Linked DNA regions of Mus musculus: region 1 is linked to region 2. A link is a contact called in ENCODE Hi-C or POLR2A ChIA-PET data. All regions are on one chromosome and are shown on one strand. Each heading gives the region's core, a stretch centred on a gene start or an enhancer-like site at or near the end of the contact. The rest is flanking DNA. Distances are from core to core; before and after follow the strand shown. Region 1 holds the start of Tmem230 (transmembrane protein 230). Region 2 holds the start of Rassf2 (Ras association (RalGDS/AF-6) domain family member 2).

The links. A loop is a pair of places that touch in the nucleus more often than their neighbours do. ChIA-PET counts read pairs that join two places held with the same protein, here RNA polymerase II (POLR2A).
Region 1: a loop to region 2 is called in a map of T-helper 2 cell, with 2.5 times the contacts of the local background. The contact joins the promoter of Tmem230 here to the promoter of Rassf2 in region 2. A Hi-C loop is called at or near these places in 2 of 37 maps with a recorded cell type or tissue (T-helper 2 cell and regulatory T cell). POLR2A ChIA-PET finds 5 or more read pairs at or near these places in 1 of 5 experiments (embryonic stem cell).

What each region holds. Positions count from the first base shown.
Region 1 is chr2:132,246,512-132,249,211 of GRCm38, forward strand. It overlaps Tmem230 (transmembrane protein 230), which reads right to left and starts at 1,277. Exons shown (of 4, transcript NM_027478.3): 1 at 1,062-1,277.
Region 2 is chr2:132,028,620-132,031,319 of GRCm38, forward strand. It overlaps Rassf2 (Ras association (RalGDS/AF-6) domain family member 2), which reads right to left and starts at 1,369. Exons shown (of 11, transcript NM_175445.4): 1 at 1,132-1,369. It overlaps Gm31179 (a long non-coding RNA gene), which reads left to right and starts at 1,832. Exons shown (of 3, transcript XR_374996.3): 1 at 1,832-2,432.

The DNA.
Region 1 (2,700 bases), core at 27-2,526, 220 kb after region 2:
TACAAATTCTTATCCATGTGGGAAACGCCCTGGCTATCCATACCACACTAGACATCCACGGCCACCTGCCTCTCTGCTCCCATCCCAAGCATGAAACAAGTGAGTTTACATTCCACATCATGTAGCTCCTGAAAAAACGGATCTAAAAATCCGTTTTACTCAAACTATTCAAAGCAGACAGACATAATAAAAATCATAACTACTGAATTATTTGAGAGTAGGTAAAATTTAAAAGCAATGACGTTTAAATCTTAAAAGTTTGAAATTTAAGCTCAGTACTTCAGTAGGTTACTCTAATCCCAACTACTTGGGAAGAAAGGTGTGGATATACGAAGTTGGAGGCCAGTCTGGGCAACATAGGAAGACCAGACACTCTCCCCTACCATAAATGAAATGTGTGGATTCTTTATAAAGTCATACAATTATGTAAACAAAACAGACTATTTTATTTGCAATGGCATTTGAATTCTAAACGCAAAAAGTCCATCTTTAAGAAGAAAACTAAGTGGCCTTCACTGGTGTGATGTTTTGCACATAATCTCCACAATGGCATGTGATATTTTTTCGATCTTAATGAGCTGCCAGACACTGGTATTACAGTCGACCTTAAGTAACTAGCATGCAAAAAACTGGTGTCAAGTGTTTCTGCGTTTTGGTTAATTACATCCTAGTTCAGAAGTACTAAAAAGGAGCAACGGGAATCCATTTACATTTCTAAACCTTAGGTACTAGGTTTTTGATGTTGCCATCCCATAACATGTTTAATTCCTCATATCTAAAAGTTGAAGCTACCAATAAGCAGGATTTTCGAAGCATTAAACCATGCCTGATTTGTATTACAAGTTATAAAGTTATGTACTTTCCACTTATAAACTCGCACCAAAACAAAAACGTTGCAGCACGACAACGAAATGGGAAGATTTGTTTTTCTTAGCAAGGGATTCTAGAGTGGCGTTATCACATAGTAAATGACAACTTAAAAAACTATCAGCCCAAGTTTCTGCTACACTTTTTACCGGCCCCACCACGATTTCTGCCCACCCTCCCGGGCCCACAAGGACCTAAGCGTGGCGCTGTGGACAACCTCTCGTCGCCCTCCGCCGCCGCCAACGTGAACTAACTGTCTCCGGGAAGCAGCCTCGGTGGCAGGGCCAGGTCTCGCGGCTGGCTTCCGGGAGCGCGCGCCCGCCCCCTACCCGCGCTGCGCTCCCCGTTCTCCGTTAGGCGCGCTCGCAAGGCTCGCTCAACAGCCAAGCGGAAGGGGCGGTCTTAAGGACAGCCCAGCGGAAGTGACGTGGCGGATAGAGGCGCACCGGAAGTGCTGTCACCAGGAAATCGTGTCATCGAATCTTGCTTCCAGGGCACATGGCTGGAGGGCTTCATTGCTGTCTTGTTTTATGTTTGGTAGCGTTTCTTTACGTAGCGCAGGCTGTCCTGGAACTCAGGATGCTGATTAGGCTGGCCTCGAACATAAGGTTTGCCTGGGACAAATGGCGAATGCCACCATGCTCAACCGGGTAGCGGCTTGCTTTTGCCCTGGTGACCAGGACCTGCTACCTCCATAGGGTGGGCGGGCGCGTACTTAGGGTCTCACCCACCAGGATCGAGTTCACAGCAAAACTGTTGAGGTTCCAGTCCTGACCCCATGGCCACATCGGTGCACAGCAGAGTCCTGGGTATCCAGAGGGGTGGACAAGGGATACCCACCAGGAATCTTGCCCTGTCCTAAACACCCCTATGCTGACACTGGTCACCACTCACTAATTAGCGTTCTCACAGCCCCAAAATCTTGTTATTACTACCTGATTATTAAACACTACCCAGGTAAGTGTCCTACCTACCAGACACAGCTGAGTTCTAACATTCATCCTCATGAAAGTGACGTCTTGATAAAGCATTCCCACCACTCCAGAGTTCTCTGAGAGCAGTATTTGCAGGCTACTTCCTTCTGCACTTAATTGGCTCAAAGTATTGAACAGTTGTAGCTACTAGGCATGAGCTCTAACCAACAACCTCCCAGAACAAAGCTGTATTGTCTACATACTGTCAAACATGAAATACAAAGGAAAAATATCTTGGGGTCCACAGATAGAGCTTAGTATTTAAAGGCCTTCAAATGTGGCCTCCCGGAACAGAGCAAACAGGCTCTATACTAGCCATGGTTTGAGATCCTGCTGAAATATAGCAAGAACTGAAAATGGTTCCCCACACCAAACCAGGTTAACACACGCATGCTCACTCATACCTGCAAAAGACACACACACATAAAAACTGAGAGGGGAGGTAGGATAATTTGTCACCAAGCTTGAAGAACTTCATTCAACCCCTGGAAGCCAGGGTGCTGGGGTATACCAATTCCTATAAAATTGTCCTGACCCCCACATGAGCCTCACACATACACAATAAATATACTCAAATATTCTTTAGTTTTATGTAGCATATCATGATCAAAACCACAGGGCCTTTTTAACCCTTCTTGGATCAAGTAGCCACGAAGTTTGGGCCTTTGCTTCACTCAAGATGGACTGTATGTAGTCCTGGTTGGCCTAGGGAGAGATTTATCCACCCCACCCCCTGCACTGCCATTAAAGTTGTATTTTAAAAGAGCTACATCCCAAACAAGGCTACCAGAAAACTTTGCACAACGTAATTACATAAACTCAAGAGAAACATTTTTTTATTGCTATCTCCACGATGGAA
Region 2 (2,700 bases), core at 119-2,618:
TCTTTAACCCCCAGACCACCTGTAGGAAAAGCTTCCACTTAATAAACGTGGATTGAAAGTATGGCAAATCAACCTCAGGTTCCTCATTTACGTGCTCTTCAAAGATATCCCCTGGCTGAATCTGCCGGCTATCTTTTGAGAACCGTGACCCTAATTTTTTTCTTCCCACTGTCCCAGGGCCATTTACCGCAGGGACAGAGCCGGCTCTGACAAATTGTCATTTGTCCACCGCTTCCTCTTACAGGAATCCTCCACTTGCTTACCGTAACCCCTGGCCTCTGCTCTCAGGAAGAATCGTTTCTAATGCCCTGGTTTTCCAGACTCTTGGGACTAAAGCGCGCGCAGCATTGAGAAGCCTCGTGCTGAGCTTGCCACTGAAGCACAGTGGCTATCTGTCCAGTGGCTGTTCCAAATCTGCCCCTGTCGGGACTCCACCATTCTGCTGCCTCCCAGGGCGCACTCGGAGATAAAGCTGGGTGCAGAGTAAGCGCTCTAATACACGAGTGGCCAGGCCGTCTTTTGAAAGCACCTGCCTAGCTCGGTCTCCAGCGACCTCAGGCACAAGCTCCGGAAGGGACAAGAAACCCGGGAGGGGGAAGTGCGCCGAGCACCGCGCGCTCTTAAACTCTGAAACCCAAAGGGAACTGGGTTCGCCGCGGGTTGGAGATGTGGTCCCCGCCCGGGGAGCCAGAGTGCGCACAACAGTCCGACCCTCCCCTAAGCTCTACAGGCCTGCACCTGCTATCTCGCTTCACCTCTCCAGGGAGTTCGGGGACACCCTGCTCTGGGGATGGGGGCAATTTCCTGCCACTGCACTTAGTGTCGACCTCAGAAAAGATCTTAAGGGGTCAGAGCCGCAGCATGAGCTCCAGGCCACAACTTTCTACCCGGGGAAAAGGAGTGGGCTGGGGCGCCCGCCTGCGCTGCTTCTGGGGCAGCCCGCATATCTAAGCCCACCTTGTGGCTTGGGTGGCAAAAGGGGACAGGGAAGAGTCAGGGACCGGACCAGGCTGGCCACGGGCCACTGAGGGAAAACTTTGAGCTGGGTAGAGGGAAAGAGGACCACCAGCACCTTGCGCCCGCATCCTGTGCCAGTACCCGGCTCTTCGAGCCCCGCGCCCTGTGTCTTGCCTGTCTCCCGGACCATCTGCATCCGCTCTCGCCGCAGGGGTTGGAAAGTGGGGGCGCCGCTGCGGGGGTGGGGGTGCTCCAGCGTGCTTGGCCAGTGATCCGCGGGACCCGCTCGCTTGGGCCGGCCTGGGCGGCGACAGTGCGGTTGAGGGCGGGCGCCCCGCCCACCTGGCCCCTCCGCCCCGCCTCCCCGAGCTCTGCCTTTATCTGCCGATCCTTGACCAACCCACCCGCCACCCTGCAGTTCTCTCCCCACCCCTCTTCTCTTGCCTTTCTTTCCCTTCTCCCCCTCCCTCCCCTCTAGGGGGCGGAGCTTCTCCCCTCCCTTCAAGACAGACAATGCTGTGGCTTCGCGTCGCCTCCTCCCTTCATCTCTACCCCCCCCCTCCCCGCGTACCCCCACCCCACCTCGCGCGGGCTGCCAGCGTTTCTTCTCAGCAGGCCAGAGTGCATGAGGAGGAGGAGGCGGAGAGCGTGGGTGGAGGGAATAAGGTGCTGCCTCTCACCCCATCGCGCCTGCCCTCTCCAAGCCACGCCGAGATTTAGCCCAAGCTCTTCAGTTCGCCTGGCTCTGTGACAGTCACTCCCAGGGAGCAGCCCGCCTAGAGAATGCAGATTTCCTAGCAGAGGATGTGCAGTTGGTGGAGTTGGGTGGTGGTTCTTTCTAACACCCGGGTTTGTTCCCAAAAGGGTTTGAGTTGCCAAAGGGCTAAGTGGGCCCCTTCGACTCGGCAGGCCGGCAGACGTGACGGCAATGTGAAGGAAGTCAAGTTTCTTTGTCCATTCCTCACCTCCTCCTCCTCTCCATCCTTAGACCTCCGAGGAACTCTAGTGTATAGGAGGGAGCACCCAGCTACGGATTCTATACCCTCTAACCATAATTCTTCGTTTACATATGCCCGACCTTGCAGTTGGTCCCCAAACCAAAGGGGAAGGGAATCTAACGGTTAAAGAAAGGGCAGCCAAGCCTCCAAAGTGCATCCCATCTGCCTGGAAGCCAGATATTCTCTTTTAAACTCATTGTTTGGATCTTGGAATGTGTCTCCCATAGAAACAATGTTATAAACGGCTATCCGTTCCCAGACCAGCCAGCCTCAAATGTGCGGAGGCCAAAGCGCAGCTGCGGGGTGGTGCTGGAAATGTCCCACAACACTGAACAAGAAGGCTACTGATCGGCTTTTTCTACTGTGAAAGGGGAGGGGGGTGTTAGGGAGATAAATGCATCTAGTTCTTTCCCCTTGAGCTATAAACACAAACCGGGTCCATTAATTTCTTTCACTGGAGCCATTACTGTGTTTCAGGTAAGCTGCTTTCCTTCGCAGCCTTTCTCAAGCTAGATTTGCAGGGTGAGCTGAGGAACTCTCCAGGAAACCTTCTCCAAGGGAATCTTTCTTCTCTTCTAACCTGGCCTTCCGTGACCTCAGAAACAGGACAAAGGGCAGCCATGACTCCTAACAGCAGGGCTCTGGTTTTGCTATTGAAGAAGTCTGTGAGATGCTGCTAGAATTCTTCAGTTCTAGCCCAGCCTCTCAGGAGAGCCGCTCCCTGGCTCCCCTGGCTCGCGTTGAG